Linked DNA regions of Mus musculus: region 2 is linked to region 1. Evidence: chromatin contacts called from ENCODE Hi-C or POLR2A ChIA-PET data. All regions are on one chromosome and are shown on one strand. Each heading gives the region's core, a stretch centred on a gene start or an enhancer-like site at or near the end of the contact. The rest is flanking DNA. Distances are from core to core; before and after follow the strand shown. Region 1 holds the start of Ptprn (protein tyrosine phosphatase, receptor type, N). Region 2 holds the start of Tuba4a (tubulin, alpha 4A).

Evidence for each region. Hi-C counts contacts between places; a loop is a spot of excess contacts on that map. ChIA-PET counts read pairs that join two places held with the same protein, here RNA polymerase II (POLR2A).
Region 2: a loop to region 1 is called in a map of left cerebral cortex, with 4 times the contacts of the local background. The contact joins the promoter of Tuba4a here to the promoter of Ptprn in region 1. A Hi-C loop is called at or near these places in 3 of 37 maps with a recorded cell type or tissue (all left cerebral cortex). POLR2A ChIA-PET finds 5 or more read pairs at or near these places in 4 of 5 experiments (Patski and embryonic stem cell).

What each region holds. Positions count from the first base shown.
Region 1 is chr1:75,260,466-75,266,712 of GRCm38, reverse strand. Ptprn (protein tyrosine phosphatase, receptor type, N) reads left to right here and starts at 2,505. Exons shown (of 23, transcript NM_008985.3): 1 at 2,505-2,709; 2 at 4,340-4,390; 3 at 4,573-4,686; 4 at 6,046-6,142. The coding sequence starts at 2,586.
Region 2 is chr1:75,216,223-75,222,469 of GRCm38, reverse strand. Tuba4a (tubulin, alpha 4A) reads left to right here and starts at 3,176. Exons shown (of 4, transcript NM_009447.4): 1 at 3,176-3,277; 2 at 5,036-5,258; 3 at 5,495-5,643; 4 at 5,877-6,247. The coding sequence starts at 3,275. A630095N17Rik (RIKEN cDNA A630095N17 gene) reads left to right here. Exons shown (of 3, transcript NM_001243090.1): 3 at 1,897-2,375. The coding sequence ends at 2,010.

The DNA.
Region 1 (6,247 bases), core at 1,256-3,755:
AGAGAGAGAGAGAGAGAGAGAGAGAGAGAACATGTGCCTGTCTCAAAAACAAACAAAAAACAAAACAAAACAAATCACCATTGATGACTTGAGATGTAGCTCAATGGTACAGAACTTGTCTAGCATGTCAGAGCTACTGAGTTTCATCCCAAGCATACACAGATCGGAGGAGAAGGAGGAGGAGGAGGATGACGACGACGACAACGACGACGATGACTATGAATCTAGATGGAAAGTGGATGTTTGATCCCATGAGTTTTTTGTTCATGCTCATCAGACTAGGAAAGATGGGGCTGGCTCAGCTTTAGACTCGTTATCGGTTTTAGCATTCCTATGTAGTAGCATAGCCAGGCATTGTGCATCTCCTGGAATAAAGCAATATTCTGTTTACATTTAAAAAGATCCAGCCCATTTGGCGCATCAAGTATACTATCTACTTTACAGAGGGGAATGCCAAGAACATGTGTGTTGTACGGAGGGGCCATGCAGGGAGATCAACCGTGAGACAGATCGAGAAGAGGAGGAGTCCACAGAAAATAATGACCTGCTTTCTGTTCTTCGTGACAGTGCGGGAAATGGAAGAAGGGCGACTTTGGGTATCTATGCTAAGTTAAAAAGAATTAATAACATAATTATATTCAGCCAGGAGGTGATGGCGCATGCCTTTAATCCCAGCACTCATCAGGCAGAAGCAGGAAGATTTCTAAGTCTGAGGTCAGCCTGGTCTACAGAGAGAGTTCCAAGACATCCAGGGCTACACAGAGAACGCTGCCTCAAACAAACAAACAAACAAACAAACAAACAAAAACAAAAGGAGAGGAGGAGGAGGAAGAGAGAGAGAGAAGAAAGAAAAGAATTAAATGCAACAGTGATCCTTGGTTGACTCATATTTGAACAAATAGCCAAAAAGACGTTTTGGAAATAGTTTGAGACAGTTGAATATGAATTGAGTTCTAAGTGATATTATTGTAGAAAAGTGTTCCTATTTCCTAGAGATGCATATTGAAATATTTATGAGGAATTTCATAATGTCTACCATAAATATTAAAAGGAAGCAAACACACCCCAAATGTCAATAACTGTGAAGTCTAGATAAGTGGTTTTTTTTCACTAAACCATTTTGGTTTTTTAATTCGCTTTATAAAGGCCTCTCTCTCTCTCTGTGTGTGTGTGTGTGTGTGTGAGAGAGAGAGAGAGAGAGAGAGAGAGAGAGCAGAAGACAACATCATAGAGTTGATTCTCTTCTGTCTTTATATGGATTCAAAGAATCAAACTCAGGTCATCGGGTTCGGATAGTGAATGTGTACCTGCTGAGCTATCTCACCTGACCCATATTGTCTTAAAAACAAAACAAAAAGAAACAACGACTAGAAAGCAAAAGGATAATGCAATTAATTTGAACTTTAGAAAACTCTGTAGCTTACTGGATAACTAAGAATATTAAAAAGCCACTGAGGAAATTACTGTGATAAGGCTGGGGGGGGGGAGGGGTGGTTTGATGTGGCGTGTACCTTATGTAGAAATCATAAGATCGTCAATAAGCTTGAGACAGGAAGCTAAGGGACAGCCAGAGCTAATAACAAATGGCAGTACTCACCAAGTGCAGCTGGGCAAGCAGCAAGGCTGATGTTCGGAAGCACAGCAGGATATCTACAGGCGGCGACGATTTCTGGGCTAATTCAAATGAGCTGACAGAGAAGATGCTAAGTATTCCCAACACAAAGAAACTATAAAGGTCTGAAGTAATAGATACGCCAGGTATGTGGATCTGGTCATTACACATTGCATACATCCGTGTACATGTACTGACTGTCACTGTGTACATTTGTGTATGATTGCTTTGTACCAACTAAGCGAAAAGCAAATACTAAAGAAGGTAACCGTTTCAAGAGTCAGATGAGTAGATTGCAAGAGGAAACGAAGTTAATGCGTAGGAGTGTTTGCGATATGCAGGTCCAGGTCTTGCTGCAGTGTCTAATTACATAAATTCTCACCACTACCCTGTGGGGCAGGTGCTTTTTGGCTTCTTCAGACAAGAGTAAGCAACTAGCTCATCCCTTGCTATCCCAGTGCGAGTGCCTAACCATCTCTGATTTTTCAGGAAGACGCCAGTAGCGATAATGGAACCATGGTAAGAGTTCCTGTTCTGATCTCTTAAGCTTCTTGTATCACGGTTTATACTCCCTGGCCCACGTATCTTTCCTGTTCCCTATAGTACTTGAGTCCTTCTCACCAAACCTGAGCCAGGGAGACAGAGGCGGTGGACCTGAAAAATACAGGTCAGGAGTGGGTGGACCCAGTGGGAATTCTAGGGAGGAACCTACTATATGGTGGAGGAGGCTTAGGTTGAGTAGGTCCCCGGCTAAGAGGGGGCTCTTACGCCAGTATGACGCAAATAGGCATAAGAGCCGGGGGTGGAGATGTCGTCATTGCACGCCTGCAGTTGGCCGGGTCGCCTCAAGAGGGGCAACTAGACCCCGCCTTGGAGGTGGGTGGGGAGTGGCAGACTCCGCCTAGGCTCCTGGGCTGACTCCCACCAACGTCGCCGAGACTCTGGCCGGAGAGAGAGCTCAGAGCCGGGAAGGATGAGGCGCCCGCGGCGGCCCGGGGGCTCCGGGGGCTCCGGGGGCTCCGGGGGCCTCCGGCTGCTGGTCTGCCTGCTGTTGCTGAGCGGCCGCCCCGGGGGCTGCAGCGCCATCAGTGCCCACGGTCAGGAGAAAACTTGATGGGGGCGGGGGGAAGCGTCGCAAAAGCAAGAAGCTCGGGTAGGATAAATGTTGGAAGGCGGCGGGGGGGGGGGTGTTTGTAGGGTGAGGAAGATGAGAGGACATGAAGTGAGATGAAGGGAGATGGAGGTGAGGAAAGGGGCGTAGGCTGGGAGGTGGAGCCGGGATTCGCAGGCGGGACCTGGAAAAGTGGGCTCCAGGGAAGACTAGGTACAGGAGGAGGAGCGGGGGTGCACGCGAGTTGAGAGATTTAGAGGGACTACAGGACCGTGGGAGAAGCCAGAGGCATCGGGGTGGAGACCCGAGATGGAGAATCGGAAGCCGAGAAAGAGGAATGGGCGACCACCGGTGGCAGGAGCCTCTCCACTGTTACCCGACTCCAGCTTCCCTGTAGGACTGGCTAGAGACAGAGCAGGATTTATCTTTTAAGTCTAGAGAGGCCATTTGCTCGAGTTGGTCGGCTATAAGAAGGGGAACACGCAAGGGGAGGGAACGGAAGAGGAGTAAAAGGGGAGGGTCCTCTTCTTGTCCCCTTTCCCACAGCCGGGCCTGGTGCTGACTCACATCTAAGCGGATATAGTCAGCGCTGACTCATGGGCCCGGGATGGGGGTGGGAAGGTGGCGGTGGGGGGAAGGGGCGCAGCCTCTCCATCTGGCTCCCTCTTTTCCCACCTTGGCTTGGGGGCCAGTGCACGGTACTTCCTGTGAGGCCAAGAGTTAACAAGACAGAGCGGAAGGATGAGCCACTCCTTGTCCTGCCACCCTTCCCTTGGTAAACGTCTCCTTTCCCGACGTGCCATTAGCTCCTAGGTTCAGAACCATGGACAGCGCCATCAACTCTGCCTGGGACAGGCTGCCCCAGAATCAAGCACCGGCATCCCTTCCCTACCACGCGGGGGTGGGGGTGGGGGGGTGGGAGGGAGTGCTGGAGCTTCCTCCTCTAGTTCCACGCCACTAGAATTGGGATGCTTTGAGAGATTTGGGGAACCACCGTTTCCTTTTGAATTTGGCCACGAACTCTCCCACAATGCTACATAATTTACCCTCCCTTCCTCCCACATTCCAATTCCCACTTAGGCAAATTGAGTCATTAAAGACTGAAACTAAGATCTTCAGACCCCAAAGCTAGACCCCATACTTCCTCAATAATTCTTGGCCTTGGGGCTTGAGAGATGACTCAGTCAGTAGGGTGCTTGTCATACAAGCATGAGGGCCTGAATTTGGATCTTCAGCACCCATATGAAAATCCATGCGTAGTGACTGATGTCTAACCCCAGTGCTGGAAAGTAAGAGAGTCAAATCCCTTGCGTGTGCTGAGTGAACACTAGGTTCAGTGAGGTACCCAGTCTTGAAAATACAAAATGTGGAAGATACCCAACATTGACCTCTGGCCACATGCACATATATAAATTTGTATGAATATATATGCCAGGGAGAGAGAGAGAGAGAGAGAGAGAGAGAGAGAGAGTTAGTTAGTTCTAGGCTTCTTCCCTACTGTCCTCCCGACTTAAAGCCTTCCTTAGAAAGAAGCAATGGGGCCATATCTCCTTCCTGTTTCTAAACCATCTGACTGTCCTCTGTGTTCTGTGTTCTGAGAATCTTCTCTTTCACAGGCTGTCTGTTTGACCGCAGACTTTGTTCGCATCTGGAAGTCTGTATTCAGGGTGAGTAGGGCCCTGGCATAGGATTCCAAAGACAAAAATGGGGAGGGAGAGGTCAGCTGTGAGGAGAGCAGAGAAGCACAACTCTAAAGCTAGAGGAGGTGGAGAGAGCCCTGTCCCTCTGCAGCCTGGGCTTTGGGAAGCTTCCTGCAAAAGCCCTGACAACAAGACCTTTGTGCTTTTAGATGGCTTGTTTGGACAGTGCCAGGCAGGAGTGGGGCAGGCACGGCCCCTCTTACAAGTCACTTCCCCAGTTCTCCAGCGCCTACAAGGTGTGCTCCGGCAACTCATGTCCCAAGGTGAGGTCTGGTTGCATTGGAACGCAGAGATTGGAAGTTGGTGTGGGTGGGAAGTAAAGGGCCACCTTACCCAAAGCTTTCTATTCATACAAATTAATCATTATATCCATTCACGAAGCCCCACCTTCTTAGATTTTTCTAGATAAGGGGGCAAATAAACACAATGATAGGATCCCAGAGATGGGGTTCTCTGGAGTTGCACACAGAAAGCCTGCAGGGGAGGTTGCTGGAAATTATTTTTTAGGTTTGTTGGAATTTCGCTTGCTTGTTTGTTTTGAAACAAGCTCTCACTGTGTAGCCCAGGCTAGCTCCAAATTTATTATATCGTCCAGGCGATTCTTTTGCTTTAGCCTTCCATGAACAGGACTACAGGCATGTACCTCTGCATTCAGCTTCTATGTATGTCTTAAGAAGTTTACTGCAACAAATGGTCCCTTGGAGGAGTTAACTGTAGCAGGAGCACAGACAGTTCTAATGCATGGAATAGATGTTTGCAGGTCCCAAGACATGAGTCATGAGTAACCCAGATTATGAATCCAGAGCAGGATCTGGGCATAGTGCCAGGCAACTGTGATCCTAGCACTCAGGGGACTGAGGCAGAAGAATCCCCTTGAGTTTCAGGTCATCCTGTGCTAATGAGACCCTGACTCTACATAAATAAACCCACAGAAGGAAGAATGGAGGAGAATGAGGTGAGGTCCCTCTAGAAGGGATGAGAGATCTCTTCTGAGAGCAGAGCTTCATGGGTAATGAGTCAAACAGGATCAACATGCTCCATGCTGCTGCAGGGAGGACATGAGGAGGATGGCCGTGGGGAGGATGGTCCAGGTGTTTGAAACAGGCATATGGAAGATTTCATATTCCTGACCATACTTTATCTCTACGGAAGCCTACAGAATATGTATTGTTCCCACTCCACACAAGACCCAGGCTCAGAATGGAGACCCACAATTATGACAGGGCCAGTGGCATTTGTTAAGAGTTCTCCATGTCACAGAACTATTTTCCACGATATGTCCTTTTAATTATCACAACAATCTTAGGAGGCACGTATCCCCAGATGAGAGAGTTAAGGTCCAGAGAGAACTGAGATGAAGGAATGGAGGCTTAACAACTTGCCTAAATTCCCCAGTTCTTTAGGAACCAAAGCTGGATTCCAGCGCAGGTAGCTTGACTCCAAAAGTCGTAGCTGAGGGTAGAGGTAGAAAGTCAGCTCAGCTCGCCCACTGTGTCTCCAATCCCTGGCACTTCCTCGTCCCACCCCAACTCTGCCCATCACAACTCAATGTAGGGAATGGGATATACTCCTGGCTGTAACTAGCTCTCGAGTCAACTCTGCCCTACCCTTCCTCCTTTCAGGCTTGTCCTGGCATGATGACCTTACCCAGCATGTGATCTCCCAGGAGATGGAACGCATCCCCAGGCTTCGCCCCCCAGAGCCCCATCCAAGGGACAGGTAGGCAGCCTTTCCCAACTGCCTTAGACTGTTGAAACTGGTGACCTGTGACCTTCCTTATAGGCGCCGGGGTGGGGTGGAGATGGCAAGGTCTGCAGACTGGGG
Region 2 (6,247 bases), core at 1,927-4,426, 45 kb after region 1:
TGCTAGGTGGAGGTGCTTACACAAGCCTCCAAGAAAATCTCCAGTGGGTTTTCATGGGTACTGTGTCCCCGAGACTTAGGTATGGAAATCTGACCCAGTCGAGTGAATGAAGACAGACAGACAGACAGACAGACAGACAGACACACACACACACACACACAGGAACAGAAAATCTAGAATCAGGTGTGTTGCAGTAAATCTCTCCCAAATATGCCCTGGCAATGAAAACACAACTCAATTAATATGAATACATGCTGTGCGCCTAGATTGGGCAGATCTACCACTACACTACCATCTTCCACATCTATGGGACCCCTTAGAACTTGCGGTTTCTCGAGGTCATGTGCTTCTCTGCTTTTCTTCTTCTTCTTCCTCCTCCTCTTCAGTGTCCTCTCCCTCTTCCATTTTCTCCTTCTTCTCTCTCTACCTTCTTTTATCTGCCCAAACATCAGCTCTCCTTTATTTTACAAATTAAGGTGGGAAGCAGGTTTACAGGAAGTCACCGAGTGCTGACTCATTCCTTGTTCTCAGCCACTCAGAGGAGAATGGAATTACCATCAAATATAATTAGTCCCAGGGCTATCCACAACACAGGGTGACCATGAGCACTGTGACGGAGACTGACTACAGAAAGAACTAGAACCTGAGTGCTTTTATTATGTCCAGCACAGGCAGAGTGGTTAGGCTCTGTAGGGGAGCAGGCTCGGGCTGTACACATCCGGGGAAGCTATGGTTGCTAGTTTGGCCTATGATTCATCATCATTCATGCCTGGATCAGAGGAAGGCTTTGCTATTCCTAGCCTGACCAAAGAAAGCTTTGGTGCTCTCCCATTGGTCTGGGGTGTTGGTCCCTGACATGGCTGAACCCATGTCAAAAATACACATTAGCTCAGGGTGCCATTCACCCCCTCCATGCTCACTTGGGTCTTCTTTGGCTCCCCACTCATGGACAGACATATTGCAGGGAAATGTTCTGATGATTAAAGGAAGAGCATGCTTCCTGTGAACCCTGATGGGGATTAAAAGGCATAAACTTCCGGAGACCCTGCCTGGACCCTCCCTCCTTTGGACCCAGCTGTCCATCATTACTATATAACTGCAATCAACCATAGCCAGGAACACAAGCTGGTGAAAATTCCGAGTCCTAGGGACTCTTCTGACATGGAGGTGACTTGGAGGGTACCTCAACCCCAAAGTCCTTGATTTTTTTTTCCTATGCCAAACACCATGAAGATCCAAACAAAACCTTTCTTCTTCTGTTTGTTTGCTTTTTGCAGTTCTAGGGTCTGAACACAGGGCCTTGTACATACCTAGCAAGCTCTCTACCACTACGCCGTACCCCCTAGCAGAATAAAACATTTCAGAGAGGGACTTTGGTCTATCAGCTGCTCAATTGCAACTCCCTGAGGGCCCCATCTCTGAAGTACAACAGTTCATTGAATGAATACATGCTTATCAAATGTCCCAAGTACCATACTAAAAACCAGGGACCCAAAGAAGGACGCAGCATAGTCCTTGCCTTGGCTCATAAGCTACAGCACATACAGGTGTGCTGTGCATATACTAAGTGTGAGTGGAAGCTGTGGGGGCTCAGGTGGCTCCTTATACATTGCTCTGCTAGCCTTGTACACAATCCTGTGCCTGTCTGACCTCAAGACTGAAGTGGTTACCTCAGTTTTACAAAGAACGGAATCTGAAGGCCAAACAGGTTTAGAGTTTTGCCTAATTGTTCAGATCTTTTTCTATCCCTTGTGCCGTGTGGGTTCATAGGAAACGAGAAGATCTTCAGAGTGGCCACTGTGTCCTGTGATCATCAAGACTCATTCCTTTGCACAGACCATGACCCATGATTGCAAGCGGCTTAACCAAATGTCCGTGTCCATTTTCTTTTTACAGAGGAGACCCTCTCCCAACCATGGTGCTAGGGATCAAACCCAGAACTTCACAAATGATGACAGCATGCTACCAACCGAACTACACACTCAGCCTCTCCCAACGAAATTCTCCTAACCAGATGTCAAGGACTAGAAAGAGATCTTGTGAAATGTATTGTATTCTTTTCTATGACTTCTCTTAAGTCAAATGCCACTAGCTACTTTGTTGATAGAACGTCTGCCATTGCTGTATATATTTCGGCCTTGTGTTATGCTGACAAACAGCTCTGTCCCTAAGAAGAGAATGGAAGCCCATGCTGGTGAAATCTTTTTCAAGTGATGACTACCTTAGGAGTCAGAATTTTTATGGCCATGAAAACCAGCACCTGGGCTCCTCCTGAGGGATTTTTTTTCCGGTGGGGGTGATGTATGTCTGAGAAAGCAGAAATAGTTTTTAGAAAGGCCTGTCCTAGTACGAAATGGAAATAAAACGTAGAAAGGAGGTATCTCTTCGACTGTACAAGCCAAGAACTCAGTGACACTAAGTCACTTGCCCAAGGTTGCATAAGGCCGACCGGATGCTGTTCCAGAGGCTCCAGGTTCTGTGCTCCACCGCAGCAGGTAGGTGGTCGAGGCGGGGAGCTAACTAATAGTGACGGCGCTAATGACGGAGCCTCTGACCAGCGAGTGGCCTGGCCGGTGAAAGGTGGCAGATTCTCGCGTCGGCCCTCACAGATTGGCTGCGCCGCTCGGCTTTGAGGGATAGTCTACCGGATCGGCACCCTGGGGCTCAGGCTCTGTAGTTCTAGGTCCTCGGCCTCCTACAGGTGTGGGCGAAAGCCTACCAACTCGGCCGGGGACCAGCAGGCGGCGGTCTGCTGTAAGGGGGTCTCGGGCGACCAGTCCCAGCTGCCCAACCCGCCCGAGCCCGGGAGGCGACGCTGGGAGGACAGCGGAGAAGGCCGGGGACAGCCGCTTTTGAAGGATTGCTTGAGCTTCATCCGCCCTAAATCGGAATACCTGCACCATGAGCGTCTACATGACGCGGGTGCATTCGAGACACGCTCCGCCACCGCACCCTGCGTCTCTGCTTCGGACCTTCGGAATCCGGGACATCGGCTCAAAACTAGGAACGAATATGGGCCGCTGCTTCTAAGCCAAACCCGACAGGTGAGAGAATCCGGAGCGGCAAGGGGAGGGGATACGCCTAGGTTTCACTCCCCTGGTGGCCACCTATCCTGACGGGGATGTAGTCTTTAAACCACCCCGCCCCATGGTGGGCGGGCTGAGCGCGCAGGTCCCGCCTCCTGCCTATAAGAGCGGTGCGGCACTGCAGCTCCGCAGATCTCACCGAGACCCGTGACCCCGACTCTACGTGAGACGTACAGCCCAAACTCATCATGGTGAGTGAGGCCCCGCCAGGATCTCTCCGGTCCTATAAACAAATGTCCCGCTTCTCTGGGGGAACCTTCCACTAGAGATCTGAAGACCCTTTCCTTAGCATTCCGAGTTTCCAGGAGATGTAAGAGTTTTGCACTTCCCCCACCTCTCCCGGTGACTTTGACCTAGTGTGTTGTCCACCTTCAGAAGCTGGGGACTGAGGGAGGGTGTTTCACTAGCAGAGAGGAGCCCTTCTGTAGTGTCCTCCTGCCCTACCAAGCGTCTGTGTTCCAACCCTCCTGAGGGGAGTCACGAGGTTCCGTACCCAGTGCTCTCCTCCGGCAGCAGAAGACCTGCTCAGCTGCCCCCGCCACCCATACCCCCTGAGTGAGTCCCTGGAACTGACCGAACACGTGCCTGGCGCCGGTTGGTTTAAGGGGTTACTTGGTACCGCACCCCGTCTTCCTCCGTGTGCCTTCTTCCCATCTACACCCCCCACATGACTCAGCACCCCCTCCTGAGCCAGGAGGGGTGGCGGGAATGGGGTTCGGTCTCGGGAGGCCAGCGGGCCCCTCCTACCCGAGTGCGGGTGCTCGCGGGTGCTCGGAGAACAGGCAGAGACAGCTGGCGCTGATCGACAGCCCCGGCCTCGGCCAGGTGGCGGGGGAAGGGAGAGAGGTGTATGAAGGGGTTTGTATTTATAGCCCGGAGCGGGGGCAGAAATCCAACCCGAGCTTTCAACTGGGAAGTAACTGGAAAGACTCCAGTGGGAGAGCAGACGTAGGGCCCAGGTACAGATGGCGTTCCCCTGGCTTGTGCAGCAAGGCGGGTTTCCTCAAGGGCCTCCTAGCAGGTTCCACTTCCTTTTCTGGGTATTTAGAAATTGTCGTGCCCCACCCCGCCCCCACGCGCCATTTGGTTGTGAAAAGGGAGGCGCACAGGTTCTATAGACCTGGGCGTTGCAGGGGTTAAATTATGGACCACCTAGATGTAGCCTTAAGTTGCCAGGGCTCCAGTATGTATACCTGTATTGCCTGCCCCTGCCGTCAGCGTTTACCCGTATTATCGCTGCTATTTCCATGTGGGCTGAGGCGAGGATGGAGGTGGTGAAGCAACGCAGAGTGTGAGGGTGGAGGTGGGGAGAGGAGCCAGATGGGATTGATCCCTCAGGGCCAGATGGAACTTAAAAGTGGAGGTTCTAGCATCCTGAAGGCCAGAATGGTCAGTTGATACCAGATGGAAGGTTGAGACACCTCTTTGCCCACAGGAAAGAAGGGGAGAGGGTTGTGAGAATTTTCAAGGCAAAGATTAACCAGGGAGGAAGCTGCTGGCTATAAACTATAAAACATATTTCTAGACGCTGCACGATCTGGAAGCAACTGGAAAGTCTTCTGTCTCTCGGTGTCTATCCCTCTCTGTGTCTTTCTCTCCCTGCACCCTTATTATAATTGCTGAAGCCCTGCCTGTCAGGTGTGCATGTCCTCTCTGTCCTGTGTATCCTGTGGATGTAACAGGATTATACAGCTCTCACTTGGTAAATTCTCTACTGAGAAGTAGGCTAAGGGGTTGGTCTGCCCTGCTGGCTACCTCCAGTCTGGGGAGCCCTGTGCTGAGGAGACTGGAGAGGCTGCCAGCTGCTTCTGACCACCATGAGTCCCAACCTTACCATACTTTTACCAACTGAGTAATCTCAGCCAATAGGCAAAAGGGTGAGAAAGAACCGAATGAAGTGGGTAGTTGTGGGTAAGGACTTATGCTGTGACCTTCTCTGTATCCCTCAGCGCGAGTGCATTTCAGTCCATGTGGGGCAGGCAGGTGTCCAGATGGGCAATGCCTGCTGGGAGCTCTACTGTCTGGAACATGGGATTCAGCCTGATGGGCAGATGCCCAGCGATAAGACCATTGGTGGAGGGGACGACTCCTTCACCACCTTCTTCTGTGAAACTGGAGCTGGAAAACATGTGCCTCGGGCAGTCTTTGTGGACCTGGAGCCTACTGTAATCGGTGAGCAAGGGGGGGAGGGGTCCCCTTTTGAGGAAAGTGGAGTGTCTCTTGAAGAATGTCTTGGCTGGGTTTTTGTGATCTTTGAAGCCTCTTGGTTTATTTGAAGCTGAAGATGGATGCTGGCAGAAGGATGAGCTAGCTCTTTTATCTATCTGGCTTCAGCTGCCACTCAGTGGGTGGGGAGGGGGAAGGAGCAGAGTCAGGTGGTTTTTGCAATGTGATATATGGTTTTTCAGATGAGATCCGAAATGGCCCATACCGTCAGCTCTTCCACCCAGAGCAGCTTATCACTGGGAAAGAAGATGCAGCCAACAACTATGCCCGTGGTCATTACACCATTGGCAAGGAGATCATCGACCCAGTGCTGGACCGGATCCGCAAGCTGGTGAGACTACATACAGCCTGGCAGGGAGGAGGGAGCTTTGGACTCTGTGCTCAGGAAAAGTATTTTTTTCGGATCCATTTCTAGGATGATCACTAGTTGTGTCTCAGAAATTGATGCTGTTAGGGGATATTCAGACTTTGTCCTAACATCTGAGATACTTTAGACCTTACAAAACTAGAAAATTCCTCAGGCCTTTCCCCTACCTATATTGCTCTTTCTTCCTTGCCTTTCAGTCTGATCAGTGCACAGGACTTCAGGGCTTCCTAGTATTCCACAGCTTTGGAGGGGGCACCGGCTCTGGCTTCACCTCTCTGCTGATGGAGCGGCTTTCTGTTGACTATGGCAAAAAGTCCAAGCTGGAATTCTCCATCTACCCAGCCCCCCAAGTGTCCACGGCTGTAGTGGAGCCCTACAACTCCATCCTGACCACCCATACCACCCTGGAACACTCAGACTGTGCCTTCATGGTGGACAACGAAGCCATTTATGATATCTGCCGCCGTAACCTAGATATTGAGCGTCCAACCTATACCAACCTCAACCGCCTCATCAGCCAAATTGTCTCCTCCATCACAGCTTCCTTGCGCTTTGATGGGGCCCTCAA